4 separate regions of the Homo sapiens genome follow, and regions 1, 3 and 4 are each linked to region 2. A link is a contact called in ENCODE Hi-C data. All regions are on one chromosome and are shown on one strand. The core of a region is the stretch at or near the end of the contact, and the rest is flanking DNA. Distances in the headings are between cores, read along the strand shown. Region 1 holds the start of PARP8 (poly(ADP-ribose) polymerase family member 8). Region 2 holds the start of PDE4D-AS1 (PDE4D antisense RNA 1). Region 3 has its middle 270 kb from the start of CWC27. Region 4 holds the start of CENPK (centromere protein K).

Region 1 (4,159 bases), core at 1,189-3,688, 8.4 Mb after region 2:
AAAAGTTCACATCAATTTCAAGCTTTTAAAAATGTATGTACACAAGAAAGCTTCTTTTGCAATTTATATGTTTATAAATGTTTCCATTAGCTAAGATATATTTTGGAATGTGATCAAACAATATTGAATGTCAAGTCCTAACAGCAGGGCTGGTCTAAGGAATTCCCTCTAAGCTAAATCTGGTACTTCTCATATGTGGCTACTGCTCTTTTAAACTACTGTGTCCCTAAAGGGCTAAAAGGAAGAAAATCCTAACTCAACAAGTGAAGGTAGCAAGGCATAGTATTTGAATGGCTACCTTTCATTTTAACTCTACTTCCTAAATTCAAAATTGGATTTGGGTTTGTTTCAAGTTGTTCACAATTTACTAACGAAATGTGCATCTCTCATTCTTCCCCCAAAAGAAAGAAGTCATCCACTCCAGCTACATATAAGTCTCCAATTTCTATACGTGAAAACCGAAATACCACTCATTGAAAAAAAAATGTACAGAGAATTGGCAGGCTGCATGTTTATGTAAACCTTCAGAAAACATGGAAACACGCAGCCCCAACTCACCAGGAAAATCAACACTTCTGATCAAACTATTTTGTGACATTTTATGTCTTTTATACATTTCACTTCATATCCAGTATTCCAGTTTTGCACCGGCGTGCCTGTATCAACCCCAAATCGCCTGAGAGCAATCTAGTACTGTAGCAGAACAGTTTCAACATGAAGAGTTCTGCTCATTGCCTGTGGCGTGGTCCTCGAAACACCTGAATCAAACATTGATTCCCCTCCTCCTGCTATTTAAAACCGAGGGACGTCAGGCTTGGGTAGCAGGTAAAGAAAAGCCACAATAATCAAACAAACAAGCAACCAAAATACCCGAACACGGAACACGCTAAGAACAAAGGAAACACAAGAGTGTGAACAGGAAATGAAGCAACTCTATACACATAAATACCTTCTGGGGCCGCCAACGTAGGTAAAAGTAAAGGTGGAGTCAGAGTATCTGAAATCTGAAACAGAAAGTCCCGTCAAAAGCTACCCCTGGAGTGGATTTGTTTTAACCCCGATCAGGACTTGAGCCCCACATTCGGTGGTGTCAGGGGAGGCCTGGCCGGGCAGAAGGCAAGGGCTAGAGGGCGGCGAGGTCCCTCTGCGCCGCGTCCGAGGGGATGCGGCGCGCCCCCGACTGGGTGCAGCGGGAGGCCGCCCCCCGCAACAAGTGCCGGGTGCCATGGCAACAGCGGGAATTTCCCGATAGGGGAGGCCGGAAGCAGCCTCAGCCGGGCTCGCGGTAGCGAAAGCAAAATCCCGGGGGAGCAAAATGGACGAAAGGCGACCCCCAGGCAGGGGCGCTGGGTGCCTTGGGAATCCGAGGAATCCCTTCTCTTTGCCAGTCGGAGGGGACTAGAGGGAGCCGAAGGGGCCGGAGATGGGCCGAGCGCTGCCCCCCGGGGGTCCTCGGCGCCGGGCGCAGCTTACAAGCGCAGCGCAGCGCAGCAGGCTCCATTCCCGGCCGCCGCCGCTCAGCCCATTGCGCAAACCAACCCCGCTCTGCCGCCGCTGCTGGAACCCAGGAAGCGTGCTTGGAGGCTTCGGGCACTACGCGGGGCTGGAAATACCACGCACTGCCCCTTCGCCTAGACCCCCGCTCCGGCCACGCGGGCTCTGCCCTCAAAGCTGGTGGCTGCCTCAGACTTGGCGGTGGGGGAGGGGAAGGGGAGAGGCTGGCGCCCCCTCCCCCTTTTGGCTCCCGCGCTCGTTGCAGCAGCTGTTGCCAAATGAACCCCAGAATGGGGACGTGCAACCCTCCACCCCACCCCCAGCCACAGACGTCGCGGTCAGAAAACTGGGAAGGGGGCGCTGGGTCCGAGGTTCTGGAAAAGCAAGAACTCACCTGCAAACAGGCAGTCCTTCTCAGCTCTGGACTTCTGGATCACGACGTCGATATCCTTCTGAATTCGCTCTTGCCTTGAACACATCCCCATTAAATAAATCCCTGGAAAAGAAGCAGCCGCTATTTCCACCCCACCCCACCCCCCTCGCACGCTTCCAGCTTTCGTAAATATTCAGTTAAAAATGAAACCTCTGGCCGAGGCAGGGGCTGAAGGCGAAGTGGTTTCGGAAGTGATCCTGGGTGAGAGAAGAGGAGGAGGAGGAGGGGGAGGAGGAGGAGGAGGGGGAGGTCGGCTTTGCATTCCCAGATGTGACCGCCCAGCTGCTGCTCGCCGCTGCTGGATTCCAATTTCCTCCCCTTCTGACAATGGATGGTGATGACACCAAGTCTCACTTTCTCCCTCACCCGCCCGGACCAACGGCCGTGGGGGCCGAGGTGCCGGGGACAGCCAGAGAGCAATCACCGGCTGGGCGGCGGGCGCCGGCGAGGGGCGAGCCCCGCTCCGGCTCACGCGCGCACACCCCTCACGGCTCGCACGCCGGCCTTCCACACCCGCGCACACTCGCGCCCGCGGGCGGCGGCAGCCGTGCCCAGGCTGCTGCAGCGCCGCCCGCCCGCCGCAGACCCTCCGCGCCCGCCGCCTAGTCACCCCGCCGGCCGCGGGCTGCCGGGGCTCGCAGAGTATTAGCCATCCCGGGCGGGAGCCGCTTCTCCCCACACCGACCTCCACTCGCGCCGGGAGCTGAGCGGTCGTGAAGACTCCCTGGGGCTCCCAGCCTTCCCTCTCCGCGCCCCTCCCCCCATCACTTTTATGAATTCGACTCCACTTTCTAAAGGAATTATAGTCTTGTGGCAAACCCAAACCGGAGTGGCTGGGAGGGGGAAAAGGGGGGAAAAGAAAATCTTTAAAAATTAAAAAAATAATAAAACGAACAAATCTTTCCTTATTGCCACATCACATAACACGGAAAAGGCCTTAAAATTACTCCAGACGTGCACCCTCCCCTTCCCTCAGTGCCTGAGTCTTTTTCCTCCAGATCGAAGTAGTTCAGCCCTTTTGGGGCGCCGTTTACGAAACACAGCCCCTTTTGAGGGACTTCCTCCTCTTGAAACTCACCAGTTCTCCCTTCCTAGGTGTTTCTGTTCATGAGAAATGGTCAGAATCAACTGGCACGTTCCAGGGTCTTCCTAAAAGATGGAAACCTGTTTGGCTTGATTTTTAAAACCACCTCCTTTGACAGTCAAGGGAAAGCTACAATCCAGGTGTTCAGAAATGAGATACTGCTCTGATTCTCACTTTCTGTTCTGCCTAAGGACACCCCAGGCTGACGTAGCTGCCCCACCTCTATATTGGTTTATGCCCTAGGAGAGGTCTCCAGCAGGCACTTTTCTTGTTGATCTTTTCTCCACTGAGAAGGCTCCCGCCAGTAGACCATGACTCCTTTTGCTTTGCATACTCAGTGCCATGTACAGTGCCTGGAATACAGGAGGGTGGCCTAAATGTTGGCTGAATGCACGAATGGTCATTTCTTGCAGCCTCTTTTCATTACCCTGTCTCATCACTTTTCTTATCAGCATAAGTGCCCAAGAGTTGCCAAACTGTTTCAGACCCTTAATCAATTTAGTTCTGATTCTGACCGTGACAACATGATGTTCAGCACGGTAGGAATGACTGCCATCCCTGAAGGAGTCTTAAGATTCTGTAGAATCAATGAAAGATCCTATGTTCTAACTCCTTTATCTTTCAGGAAACAAATTACAAAATAATTTCCTTGTCCAGTCATATTCACTATGAGTTACAAAAGGAAACATTCTGCATTATTGAGATCCACTGCAGCCTTTGATGTAGTAAAGCCACAGTCACAACAGTCTATATCTCCTGCTCAGTCCTCTCCTGAAATGCTTCCTGTTTAGGGTAGGACAGGTTCAAGCCCTTTGTCCTTCCTGGATATGTTGCTTTGTGTAGGCCCTTTGGCTGCCAAAAATGCTCTCTTCTCTTCCACATCACCACTGAGAATCATGAGTATTTCTTCTTCCATTATGTGCTTTAATTTCTCTGAAAGGCTGAAAGTCTATTAACTCACAAGAATTTATTTTATAGTTATCTAGCCACAAGGCTTGCATCTTCCAAGTAGAACCCTTACTACAAATAAATGTGAAATAGTTTTAAAGCTACCAAATATTTTTTTGTCTGGATGAGCTCTTAGTTTACTACTCACTCCTTAAAATAGGCCTTCTTGTGACTTGTCCTATATTTGATTTTTTTTTAAG
Region 2 (4,252 bases), core at 242-2,741:
GCATGTAATATTTTTTACATTCTTAGAATTGGGGAAGCTATACAGAGCAGGTATTTTATATTTACCATTTAAAATTATTAATATCTTTAAGCTTGTTAAGGGGGAAAAAAAAGCTTCAATCTGAAACTTTAATTCACCTGGCAAGGTTTAGGCAGTTGTTTGTCCATCTAAAGTATATATTTACATAGACTGCGGGGTGGAGGAAGTAGAACAAAAAAGAGGCAAATTTTAACCTAGAGTACTCAAAGTGAACAGTAAATAGTTCAAGTATTCTTGATAACAATAAGCCACGTGGCACATGTAACAACTACTTTAAAAGTTACTCTAACTTTTACAAAGTTCACATAAAAAGCTATCTCAAAAATCCCAGGAGCCTAAATTCAGTCCATGAACTTTATTTGTTGTGCCATGTTAATTTATGGAGTCTAAATTTCAAGGGCAGAATTTCTTCTCCAATACCTGTAGATTCAAAGACAAAGACAAGGGATCCCACCACTTAGTGTAAGTTTCTCAGTATCTTCTTTCCACTCGACAATGACAAAGTTTTATCAAATGGACCCTTGGGAGTTTGACTTCTCCTCACTATGAATGGTTTGCTTATTGCATGCTAATGTAGAAAAGTTCTCCCACAACTGATCTGCTTAGGGACAGTGTCCCTGGTGCCCTGGGTCAGCCTTTGTAAACAGAACAGGCTTTTCTGTATGCCTTTGAATATGGTCTTTCCGTTTTCTCAAAATTGTAGTGTACTCTGCACATGGTGGGTAGAAACACCCTTCCAGATTTTCTTCCTTGGCCCAAGATCATCTAGGTCTTATGCAATTCACAGGGGAAAGGAGTAGTATGCAGGACATGCGTAAATTCTCCTTACCATGTGGTTCTTTCACATTGCTGTTCCTTTAAGAGAACTCTTAGGCAATTCGGCATATGAAAATGCAGCCTATTGTCAAATTTGTGAATTATAAAGCGTTCCGACCCCACAACATTGTATATTTTGTTTGCTTGTTTCTGTCCGCCCCAACATTTAGAAGTCTGGTACTTAGTAGGGACTGGGCTGGGTAGAAAAAGAATGCGGTCTTAATTCCCACAACCCTGCCTCCTTGAAGTAGGTGAATCCTAAGCCTTTAGAAACGAACCCCCAGAAACCCTAAAACTTAAACCCTCAGAAACCTTGAGGGTCCTAAATAACCTTGTTTGTGAAACTTCGCAGGAAGCAGCCGGTCGTGGAGTCGCAGAGGCTCCAGCGGTCTGGGCAACCTGGAGGGCAGTGGCTCGGCGGGGCGCGCGGGGTTCTAGCGAGACAGGTGCGCGGCCGTGCGCGCCTGCGTGCCGGTCCCTCCTGAGCCCCGCGGCGGGCGCGACCCCGGACGGCGGACTGCAGGCGCTCCACGCCGGGTTTTCCGCCGCTCTCCTAGCACAGACAGTCCCACAGCAGCCCCACAGACACACACGCTCGCGCCCGCGCCTCCTCGTCTGCACTTCAAAGCGAGTGGCGCCCGGCTGCGCCGGGGGGATGGCACTGCGAGGTGGCGGGGCCCCCGGGGCAGAGCTCGAGGGGAAGGACGCGGCGGGTGGCACGGACAGGGACAGGCTTTTGCAATTCGGAATCTTTTCGTAAGGGGGTTGAGGAGGAGCCAGGCAGCGCCGAGGGCCGAGAGGGGCGTGAGGGGGAGTGTTCCCGGAAAGCTGCGGCGTTGGAGCCGCGCTGCGCCTGCCGCCCGAGGAGTTGAGAAAGAAAACAGGAAACGTGGTGGCCGCGCACCCGGCCGCGGCTGATTCATTCACTTCAAGTGCCGTGCAGAAGGCTCGGCAGGCGGGGCGGGCGTGGGGCCGCGGCTCCGGGTTGGGGACCGAGGAGATCCGGCTGTGGACCAGACGCTCCTCTGCGGGGCGGGCACCCAAGCGCGCTCGCCACCCCCTCGCCATCCGCTAGAGCCGGGCTCCTGGACTGGGACTCGGGCCCGCCGCACAGTTGAAAAGTCGCATAGTGGTTTTTCCGCTCGCGTCGCTGTGTGAAAGTTGGCTCGCCGCTCTTTGCACGCCCTCCCTGGAGGCCGACCCGAGACGCCAAGCTGGAGAGACCGTGCCTCCCCGAGGCCGGCCGCCCCGCGAGCACAGCCTCCGCCCCCGTTGCACTGCCGGGCTGGGCAATATGAAGGAGCAGCCCTCATGTGCCGGCACCGGGCATCCGAGCATGGCGGGGTATGGCAGGATGGCCCCCTTTGAACTCGCTAGCGGACCCGTGAAGCGCTTGAGAACTGAGTCCCCCTTTCCCTGTCTCTTCGCAGAGGAGGCCTACCAGAAACTGGCCAGCGAGACCCTGGAGGAGCTGGACTGGTGTCTGGACCAGCTAGAGACCCTACAGACCAGGCACTCCGTCAGTGAGATGGCCTCCAACAAGGTAAGCCCCGGTTCTGCTGTCACTGGTGCCCCCAGGCTGCTGATTCCCATGCCGGCGAGCCACTGGTACCCATAGCCCCGGGAAATAAATTGAGAGGTTTTTTAGGCTTACTGCATGTTGGCTATTCTGCTCCTTAGAGGGAGGTTCCTGTTTCCTTGCTTTGCCTCCCCTAGTCACGCCAGATAAACATTTTCCAAAAGCAATTTGACGTGCTAAATTTAAGTATCTCCCAAGACACAGGGTTCCTAAGTAACACTGAGCCCTTGCAGCAGAAACCCAGTAGGGTCCATGGGCATTGCATGTTTAAAGGTGTTCTTGGGATTCCCGGTTGAAAATAAGAATTGGTGGATGTCTGTGAAATCACTTGAATGTCACCACCTAGGGCACTCAAACTCAGAAGAGTTCATCGAACTTGGAACCTTCACCCTAATTCATCTAGTTGTCAGGGTACCCCGCAAGAACTGAGCCTTTATATATTCAGTTGGCCATACATATCCGCAGGAAACATTAACAGAGTTAGAAGGTTCCTTATGATCATTACTTTTGTTTCCATTAATCTTGGAAAGAAAGCCCAGTTTTTTGAGGTCATTTAGTACAAGGAGGCTTCAACTAGGCATCTGTGCCATATGTGCTAAGGTGCTGGTCTTGGCAGTTAATGGAGTTTTGAGGGCTGAGAAGTAACCTTCAGCCTGGGACAGCCTTAAAATAGCACGGAAGGCAAGGTATAGTGTTTTCAGTTTTGCTGTATTTTTTGGATTTCCTGTTCTTTTTGTCTTTAGTTATGCAAGGAGATAATTGGAATTGTGTATGTTTTTAGTGGCTATTTGCCTGTGCATGTCGTATGCAGATGGCTGAAGGATTCAGCCAGTAAGGACTGGTAATGTTGTGAGACAATTAGTAATAGTTGCCTCGTCAAGATATTTAAGTATTTTTGGCCACCTATTTACAAGGTCAAGAAGGTTATATTATCTTACAGTTCATCTATGTGCACATATCTTTAAATGAGTGATGCTTTTTTTTTTCTACCTTTCTATGGTTTTTATCCCACCTGTTCTCATGCAGTTTTTACAAAAAGGCCACGGCATAACAGCCACTTGATTGTCTTATCTATTAACAGTGCTTTTGTAGGTAGCATTGTCAAGTGAAAAGTTGGCTTCAAATAAATAAAAGGGGCTCTGTAGACACGGCCAGCAGATACTAACCTACCCATATGCACACTGACCTACCCATGTCCACACTGATGATCAATTTTTTTGTCATTTGTGCCTCATTTCTAAATTTGGCACAGCTCCTCATCAGAATGACCAATTATTGCTCTCTTACTGGGACTTTTACCCCCTGCTGTAGCATTAGGCACCTTTATTCTCATCTGAGTAACAAATTCTTAGTTTTATAAAATATAGTTTGTTTTCATAATTTGATTCTCAATAGCAGTAGACATATGCTGAATATGTCCAGTGTCCTAACTGCTAAATGGGAGCACTTTGCCATGGGCCTGAGTTCTTAATTCTATTGTGTGGTTGATTCTGTGTAAGAAAATGAAGAGCAGAATCAAAAGCCACTTAGCAATGTGCAAGCATTAGTGTATATTTTCAAGGTGATTCGACAGTAGTTTTTCAGCTAAATGAATTTGAGCAGCTAGTTACTTTCCCTAAAATCCATATTCTTAATGTTGAGATCTATGTTTGGATTTAAAACTGAATGTGAAATTTAATAATGTATTGTAAATGACTTCAGCTGTCAAGGAATTAATCTATACGTTAAGATTTAAAAATTTTTTAGGTCATAATAATTGCCTAAAATGATTCCTTTCTTTTAAAGGCACCAGATAAGACAGGGATTTAAAAAAAAAAT
Region 3 (4,297 bases), core at 1,448-3,947, 6.0 Mb before region 2:
GTTATTTTTAACCTTCTAAGAGACTATCACAAATAACTGGGAGGAGAGTGGAAAGAATTCAAAAAGCAGATGACCTTTTAACAGGCAGAACATAGCAGGGTCAGCAAGTGTCTAGAGAATGTTGTGACTTGGAGAAGGGATGCTGGGAGCCCAAGCCTGGAGGAACTGATCTCACCGGTTATGATGAGAATGGAGCTAGCTTCTTCCCAATCCTATGTGAACTGGATGGCTAGAAGGGAACCTTCCTCCAGTAATGGAAACAGTGAGAATCCTTGGGTACTAAACAAAGGAGTAGATTTGGAGATCTAGGAGCTAGTGGGTTTGTGGCTGGCAGCCAGGTCTGGAGTGTTGCTTTCAGGATGCCGGGTTTTCTCTACTCTTTGAGCAAATCTCACCCTATGGAGACACAGTCACCTGCATTCTAGGTGGAGACCACAGAGGTGAGGAAGTGGGTTAGAGGGAGGATGACAGCCATACCGTCAGTAGAGGGAGCTGTTCTGGGAAGGAGACAGGGAGACAGGAACCTCTTCCGCCTTAAGAGGGAAAAGAAAGCCACCACAGCCATTCTCACCCTTTTGAAGTTAAATCACTGCTTCACTGCCAGTTCTCAGGTGGCTCAAGAATGGACGGCTACTTTGCAAAGCACGTGCCAATTACACAAAATTGCCTACTTTGTCATGCGAATTTAAACCAAGCAGAGAATGCCTCTTGATCAATCTGGCTTTTCTTACAGATACTCAGCATGGAGAAAACTGGCTTGGTTGGAGACAGAGTTTGTGTCACACTTTTTCTCATAAAGGGAAAGTTGCTCCAGACCAAGCAACAAGGGAGATGTCAAAAGCTGGCTGTTCCAGCTTCTCCCTTGAGTTACAGATCGTCACACAACTCTGAGCACAGGAAGGACCTACAGTGTTCTTAGAAGCAGTAGAGTTGCATGCCCTTTACTAACCAGGCTAACCAATGCAAGAGTGTGTAAGACCTTCTAGGCAAAAGGCCCTGGGAGGCTGAGTTTATTCTCAAACCACCAGCCTTTCTCCCACCATCACGTTCAGTTACCAAAACATACTTACTTTTTTTTTCCTGTAACCTCATTTTAGAAGTGAACAGCTTTCAGTTAAAGTGATTTGCAGGGGATAAATAGAAGTAGGCTCATGCCAGACCTCACAGAGAAGTTCTAGATGGGCCCAGCATGGTGGCTCATGCCTGTAATCCCGGCACTTTTGGAGGTTGAGGCGGGCAGCTTGCCTGGGGTCAGCAGGAGTTCAAGACCAGCCTGGGCAACATGGTGAAACCCCATCTCTACAAGAAGCATAAAAAAATTAGCCGGGCGTGGTGGTGTGTGCCTGTAGTCCAAGGTACTTGGGGGCTGAGGCGGGAGGATTTCTTGAGCATAGGAGGTCAAGGCTACAGTGAGCCCAGATCGCCACTGCATTCCAGCCTGGGTGACAGAGCAAGACCCCATCTTAAAAAAGAGAGAGGGAGAAGATCTGGATGGTTCATGTCCTCTGCTTATCCTGGATATCTAGAATCTTACGGAAACCTTATATTACCCTTTCATGAAGTGGGAAAAGGACTTTAGAGAAGGGGGACAGATTAGAAGGCAGAAAATGCACTAAATAGTGTGACTCTCTCTTCATTTAGGCCCAGTTCTTTCTCCTGTACTTCTCTAGTTTTTTAGTAAAAGAAACAAGGAGACTGGAGCTTGGACTAACAGAATTAGCATGTTCAACATCAGTGTTCCAAAAATCATCAGCCATTTATCTTCATGGGGAGTTTTTCCTTTAGGCGCCAGCTGACTTTCTTTTCTTTGGCCCCTCTTTCTCATTCTGCCTTCTGCCACCAGCCTCCATCTCCACTGCAAAACTCTCCACGTCCCATTCAGGTCAGGGCCTTCCTTCACAGGCACAAAAGCTCATCCTGCAAATAATCAGCTTCTGCCCAGGTTCTCTATCATTAGCAATATAGAAAAGAGCAGAAGCTTTCAAGTTTTGCTCACAATTTGACATATATTTGATCAAATTTTTAGTTTGGGCTTGTATGCTCCACCAACCATCAAACCCTGGCAAATGTAAGTAAGGGTGAAGGGATGGTCTACCTCATACACTAGTAAAAACTGAGAACATCTTAGATGCTCATAAACGGAAATAGTGTTTAAGTACTTGATGATACCTCTACTAAAGGAGTAGATCTTTATGATCTTTAAAGCAATGTTTGAAAAAAGCACAAAAAAGTTTCTGCCACAATATAAGTGAAAAAGGTAGGCTACAAAATGATATAACATGACTAAATGACGTTAAAAACCTGAAGATCTGCTGCAAAGAAAGGGGGTTGTGGGGGGAGACAGGAAGGAAATGCATCAACGTTAACAGAGGTTGAGTCTAGAGGGTGGGGCTTTGGGTGATTACTTTTTTCTTCGTAATTTTCCACCCTTTAAAAGAGCATGTCCTACTTTTATAATTACGGAAAAAAGAAAGAAAACCTTGAGCTTTTGCATTTAACCAGTCCGCAAAAGCAATAAACAAGACGCGCTGTGGCCAGGGAACCCAGCGTTCGAGGGGCCGGCAGCGCGATCTGGCTGTCGCCTGTGGGCGGGGCGCAGTCCCCGGGACAGCCTCCCGGACCCGGGCCCCCAGGCTGCCCGCAACCCTCAAAAAGGAGCCTGTTTTATCTCTGAGCAGAGATGACGTCACCCTAAGGAAACCAGAAAGTGCTGATTAATCATGAAGTCAGAACTAATCCCTGAAAAGAAGTCGGGTAGGGGCGAGGCGCGAGAGTGCCCCAGACGAGATTGCAACCTCAGACGCCGCGACCGGGCTGGGGTCTCGCCCGTCACGCCCAGCCGGGACGCCGGTGCGCCCCGCCCCCACCTCGCGTCTCCCCGCTTCCCGCTTCCAGCTTCCCCCGCGTACTCCCAGCCTCCCGCCTCCCGCCGCCACTAGGTTTCTCCGGCCAGCGGCCTGGGTGGCGCATGCGCAGCGGCGGGATGGCCGGGCCCGCTCCAGACCCTGGCAGTCCACAAGCTCCCAGTCGCCTGCCGTGGTCCCTCCCCGACAGGTTCTTATTGTACCGCGCAGTGGTCGCGCACCGACTAGCTGTGCTTTTAAAGATGATTATCACTATGGCGGTGAGACAGTAGTTTGGCCGAGACCTGTTCCAGTACCCGAGCCAAAAAGGGTGAAGTAGATCCAGGACCGTCACTGGAAGCCACTTCGAGAGAGAGGCCATGCTTCTTAAAGTATGGGTTTCACAGCCGCCAGTTTTTTGGAGGTCTATAGTCACATGTTATTCACAATCTTATTTTTATTACAGTCGGTTAAAAAGGATTTCATCCATTGCTAGAACACTGCAATCCTCAGCTTCGGGGGTAACCAGAAGGCTCTCTGCGCCCGCTGCTGGGAGGTGGCGGGGCCCCGGGTCCAGAGCCAGGCTGGAGGCGGGCGCGCCCCACCGCCCCTGTGATGAGAGACAGCAGGAAAACTGGGCGTCCGGCAGCCCTGGGGCAGAACAGGTTGCTTGTCCCTGGGGAGCCCTCTAAGGGATAAAGGACCTTGGATGCGATCAGTCTTTCTTTGCGGAAAGCCCTCACACCTGTCCTGAGAGATAATTTGCATAAAAGCTGTTTGTGCCCTGGAGGAGAAAAGAAAGTGATTAAAAGAAGGTGGGGAGAGGGGTGGTCTGAGATGTCAGTAAGGATATTGGGCTGTGAAATACGTTGGTCTTATAAGTGGCTCTGCAATATCTTCTAAGAAGAATCCTCTGTGAGGCCAGCCTCTTGTTTTTAGGCTGGTCAAGCAGAAAAGAAGAATGGAAGCCCATTCACTGAGAAGCCACTGGGCCCCCAGGGACACCTCCATCTTGCCTTCACAGCATTTGCTCTTGCAACAGGTTCTTAGATTAATTTGGCCTCGTGGTCAGTCTTGAAGCAGCTCCCACATGTGCCCTGGCAGCTCAGCGCCCAGCTGTCCCGTCCTGTGTTTGTCTAGTTGATTAGGCAAGTGTTAACCAGTGAACCACAGAGGCCCATGGTCCAGTGGGCAGGGTGTAAGAAAGTACCTGGAACACAGAGATGGACGGAGATAGAGCTGGAGTTTGGGCCAGGTGGGCAGCACCGGCACCTCTCAACAATACCTACAAACATATTGCTCTGCTCATTTGTTTTAATCACATCAAGGCTTGTCACAATCTTTCTGTTTTCTTTTCCCTTAGAAAACAAACGTCTCACTAGGGTTGCTTCATGAAGTTCACCAGTACAGTAAGTGCTACAGCACGTTAGATTGCCTTGGCAGGGAGAAGGGCC
Region 4 (4,472 bases), core at 1,695-4,194, 6.5 Mb before region 2:
CAAATACTTACTAAGAACACAATACGTTCTAGGTCACATGGGCATAAAGAAGAGTAAAACACAGTTCCTGTCCTGAAGAGATATAGTGCTATATAATCATGTCTTTCTGAAAATATATACAACAGTCCAATGTCCAAAGAACATGTTAAAGGGGGTGACTCCATTTCTAGAAAGCTGAAATTGTTAAATACTTGTCCATTTAGACAAAATTTTAAATATTTTTGTAACATTCTATGTATGTTTTTTAGTTTCAATTTTTTTCTTCAAACTGAATAAACTATTGGCTTTTTTTTTTTTTTTTTTTGAGACGGAGTCTTGCTCTGTTGCCCATGCTGAAGTACAGTGGCACAATCTCAGCTCACTGCAACCTCTGCCTCCTGGGTTCAAGTGATTCTCCTGCCTCAGCCTCCTGAATAGCTGAGATTATAGGTGTGCGCCACCACGCCCGGCTAATTTTTTTGTATTTTTAGTAGAGACTGGCGGGGTTTCACCATGTTGGTCAGGCTGGTCTAGAACTCCTGACCTGATGATCTGCCCGCCTCAGCCTCCCAAAGTGCCAGGATTACAGGCATCAGCCACCACACCCGGCCAACTATTGGCTGTCTTAAAACAATAAATAACTGATTAAGAGGAAAGATTTTCACACCTACTAATTTATATCTGTCTCCGTTATATTAAGTTTATAAGACACTTGTCCGGTAACACTAATATCAGCATTTCGATATTTCTGGATTTTTACATTTCTCCTTACTCGTTTAATTAAAAAAGAACTTGCAAAAATATTCATATGCAACAAAATAGCTAAAGACCAGCATAAAAGCTTTAATATGCAGTCATTAAATACTTAGGCAAAGCACTGTACACCAAGCAATGAAACAAAAAAGGCGTGATTCTGGTTCTTACTTGTTTACAGTCTTAGCAGTGGAGAGAAACATTCATCAATCACATGAATAAATATATAATTAGAAACTGCGGCAAGTGCCATAAATAAAATGGTTACTATGGAAACATTTAATAAGAGGACCAGGAAGTAAAAATGATAATGCACTGTAAGGGTGTCAATATACAACGTTCAAAAAAACAGCTTCTTCAAAATTTGGATACATAAAATTTGAAGGCTACCTGTAAATTCAGTATTGATATATAACTACCTCAGAGTTATGATCAAAGTGCTTCAGAAATCCAGTCCAGACTGGAGAAGTCACAGGCTTCCCAGAGAAGATGATAGCTAAGTGCTAAAGGTTGACCAAAAGTCAGTTCAGTGGAAGAGTTGAGGGAAATTATTCCCGGTAGAAACACCATATCTGGGTAGGAATCCAGAGGAAAAAAAAGTACAAGACCGATTCTCGAGTGATTTTAGAATGGGTGGAGTACAAAGTAAGGGGTTGGGAGAGGAAGGTAATGGAAGATGCACTAAGAAGGTAAGGAGAGATCACATCATAAAGGGCTTTATATGCCATGTGAGGGAGTTTGGGCTTTAATGAAAATAATGAGCTGGGCGCCGTGGCTCATGCCTGTAATCCCAGCACTTTTGAGAGGCCGAGGCAGGCAGATTACGAGGTCAAGAAATCAAGACCATCCTGGCCAACATGGTGAAACCCCGTCCCTACTAAAAATACAAAAATTAGCTGGGCGTGCGCCTGTAGCCCCAGCTACTCGGGAGGCTGAGGCAGGAGAATCGCTTGAACCCCGGAGACGGAGGTTGCGGTGAGCCGAGATAGCGCCACTGCATGCGCTCCAGCCTGGGCGACAGAGCGAGACTCCGTCTCAAAAAAAAAAAAAAAAAAAAAAAAGAGAGAGAAAATAATGACAAATCATTGAAGTTTTTTAAGGGAAGGTGCTAAAGTACGATTTGAGCTTAGACCACATTTAAAATGTCTTAAATACTTAAGGAAAACATTTCACAGAAAAACAAGATAACAAAACAACAAAGACAAGAAAACTTAATCTACCCCTTTTCCCACCCCTTTTATTTGATAATAATTTGTGATTATTCCTCGTTAGTGACAAAAAGACTCAGCCCATCGTATCAAGAGCGTGATTTCAAAACCACAGACTTCGGGTTTTGGATGAAAACAAATCTGTGATCTAGGAAGCTTACGTCATTTTCCCTAGATGCGAAAATTTATTAGTGGAAGTGTCAGAGTTGAAATTATCTTTACCTACCATGATTCGAAATAAGCACCGCCTTCCTCTCGCGCCCCAACACATTAATACATTAACACCACTCCTGAACTAAAGCCTTAAAGAGAACTGGTACCCTTTTGCATACCTAAATAAGAGTTCGAAATTCCAACTTCATGTGGCTGCTGTGGGGAGTAAATGAGAGGAGCCAAACACATAAGAATAGGAAAATGTTAGTTTTAGCATCTGTCATAACAAATCAATGATCAAAAGTGTTAGATATTATCAAAAAGACGTTGTACTACGCTTAAATCACTATTTCGTTAAGACATGCAAGTATGGAGTAGCCAGAAGTGAGAGGACGGCCCTCTGTTCTGAGGGCACAAAACTCCACACATCATCCCTCTTCGGATCTGGCTTGAACCCTCCTACTCAGCGGACGCAGCACTCCAATTCGTCCCGGTACTATGTCTGCAGCTACCTTTCCTCTTCTTGGCCAGTGTTGCCTCCACAGGTAAAGGTCCAACCCAGCGCTCTTCGTTCTCCTCATCGTTCTCCTGGGACACCGCCACTGCTACTGCCAGCTCTCTTTCGCTGAGTTCTGTTTTTTCCGGTTCCTCCGGGTCCCGGCGCCTTCTACGTCTCTGCTGAAAATCGCTACCACTTTCCGCCGCCATGTTGTTCGCATCGTCAGAAAAGGCGCGACACAAAACTCAGCTACCAATCCCAAAGCAGCGGCGCAGTCTTCTGTCAGCGTCCGAGCGAGTTTCGGGATTGGCTGGGGTGGGAATGAGCACATCCAATGGGCATGCAGCGCGCGCAGAAGTCCGGGGCTGGCAAGCGCTTCCTGCGCAGCGCCTAGGCGACCTGGAGTTTGTGACGCTGTGATGGTAAGACCTGGGCCGGGGAGGTTGATATAACGGTTGAATCTTGTGGAGCTCCAGTCCTGAAGGTGAAACCCTTATCGCCGGCCAACTAGATACCTGACTTCCCAGCCGGGCTTTGAGTCCCGTTCTTCTCGGCTTCCCGCGCGCCAACGCAAGCTCCATAACCTCACCAATATTTAGAGAAAGATGGAAGGGTGGGGACAGAAGGAAGTGGTTAACTCGCGGGTTTCCTTTCAGATGCACTAAACATGTTTTCTCTCCTGACCTTTATTCTCTCACACACTCTCTGAAGAAGGTGGTGAGTGCTTGTTACTGTTTCTGGGGGTGGGGTGGAGAAGCAGCTACTTCAAATAACCAAAAGACCTAGGGCAGAACGGGTCACTCTTCTTTCTTCTCTCTGGTATAGGATTTCATCTCCTAGCAGTCATCTGAACTCTTTCTCCTCCTCCTCATCTGTCTTCTTCATTTTTAAAAAATTAGGTAAAAAGCACATAACATAAAATGTATTATCTTAATCTCTTTTTTAAAAAATCAAATACAGCTTGTCAAAATGACCTCCGTAAAACACTTCTTTTTTCTCTGCAATTACTTTTGCACCAACCTAATAAAATCCTCGTCGTAAATCTCTTCTCTACTTTTGCCTTGAGATAGGCACCACGTACAGGGAAGGAACTGCCCCCCCATAGTAGGCACTTTATTTTATTTCAAAGGTTCCCATTATTTGACCATTCTACCTAGCAAGTCTCATTTCTTCTCTGCCCTCTGCTCTCATCAGACTACTTTCTTTTGTGTCTCACAAATTTCCCTTGTTCGTTCTTGCCTCCTACTCTTATGTTTTTATGCTTGAAAGCATCTCCACAGCGATTTAGCCTTCATGTTTACAGCTTCTCATCTTTCAGAGACCAATGCAATAATGAGGATGAAGATGATAATGATAATGATAATAATAATGTAGCTAGTTAACATTTATTAAGCATTATTATGGACTAATTCCTTCCGGGTTGGTTTTTCTAAGCTTCCCTATCCTGAATTCCGATAGTACTTGCAGGCAGTGTTGTATACTTTACCATTTCATAGCACTTCTGACTACCTGAAATCATATCATGTATTTAGTTATCCATTCATTTATATTGTCTGCATGAGAATGGAAGCTCTACAAGTACAAAGACTTTTTCATCTACACAGCTAAAGCCAGTGTCTGACCAATGGCACACATTAACATATTTGTTGAATAAATGAATGTATTTTAGAATTATGTGGGTATTTTTTGCTTATTTCATGTATATTAATCTTTTCCCAATTAATAGTACGAGTTTCTTTAAGTATAGTATTATCCCTAAATAAAGAGATACTGTTTTTCTTCAATAAATGATTAAGTATTGTAGTCCTAACTGGGGACCTCAAAAAGTTGACTTGTTCCCTTTCCAGGAAGATAGGTTTAAGGATACAAAATGTGGGAAC

The links. Hi-C counts contacts between places; a loop is a spot of excess contacts on that map. Pooled maps may share reads with other maps.
Region 1: a pooled map shows a loop between it and region 2 (8-fold over the local background). The contact joins the promoter of PARP8 here to the promoter of PDE4D-AS1 in region 2. A Hi-C loop is called at or near these places in 5 of 50 pooled maps.
Region 3: a pooled map shows a loop between it and region 2 (9-fold over the local background). The contact joins the enhancer-like site here to the promoter of PDE4D-AS1 in region 2. A Hi-C loop is called at or near these places in 3 of 50 pooled maps.
Region 4: a loop to region 2 is called in a pooled map, with 8 times the contacts of the local background. The contact joins the promoter of CENPK here to the promoter of PDE4D-AS1 in region 2. A Hi-C loop is called at or near these places in 4 of 50 pooled maps.

Annotation. Positions count from the first base shown.
Region 1 is chr5:50,664,916-50,669,074 of GRCh38, reverse strand. It overlaps PARP8 (poly(ADP-ribose) polymerase family member 8), which reads right to left and starts at 2,438. Exons shown (of 26, transcript NM_024615.4): 1 at 1,889-2,438; 2 at 950-1,004. The coding sequence starts at 1,979. RefSeq lists silencers at 1,314-1,643, 2,336-2,395, 2,446-2,595 and enhancers at 616-1,815, 1,251-2,163.
Region 2 is chr5:59,037,005-59,041,256 of GRCh38, reverse strand. PDE4D-AS1 (PDE4D antisense RNA 1) reads right to left here and starts at 1,491. Exons shown (of 2, transcript NR_198970.1): 1 at 1,187-1,491. PDE4D (phosphodiesterase 4D) reads left to right here. Exons shown (of 15, transcript NM_001104631.2): 6 at 2,286-2,398. RefSeq lists a silencer at 2,053-2,122.
Region 3 is chr5:65,034,196-65,038,492 of GRCh38, reverse strand. No RefSeq gene overlaps it. Among named protein-coding and RNA genes, the nearest start is that of CWC27, 270 kb to the right of the region's middle. RefSeq lists enhancers at 337-631, 2,463-2,979 and a silencer at 2,853-2,902. Within about 2 kb of position 2,697, at least 41 of the 41 ENCODE cell types and tissues checked have a DNase peak (open chromatin) inside an H3K27ac peak, as active enhancers do.
Region 4 is chr5:65,561,640-65,566,111 of GRCh38, reverse strand. It overlaps CENPK (centromere protein K), which reads left to right and starts at 2,944. Exons shown (of 11, transcript NM_022145.5): 1 at 2,944-3,014. PPWD1 (peptidylprolyl isomerase domain and WD repeat containing 1) reads right to left here and starts at 2,816. Exons shown (of 11, transcript NM_015342.4): 1 at 2,606-2,816. The coding sequence starts at 2,801. RefSeq lists enhancers at 2,367-3,027, 3,168-3,307, 3,028-3,689.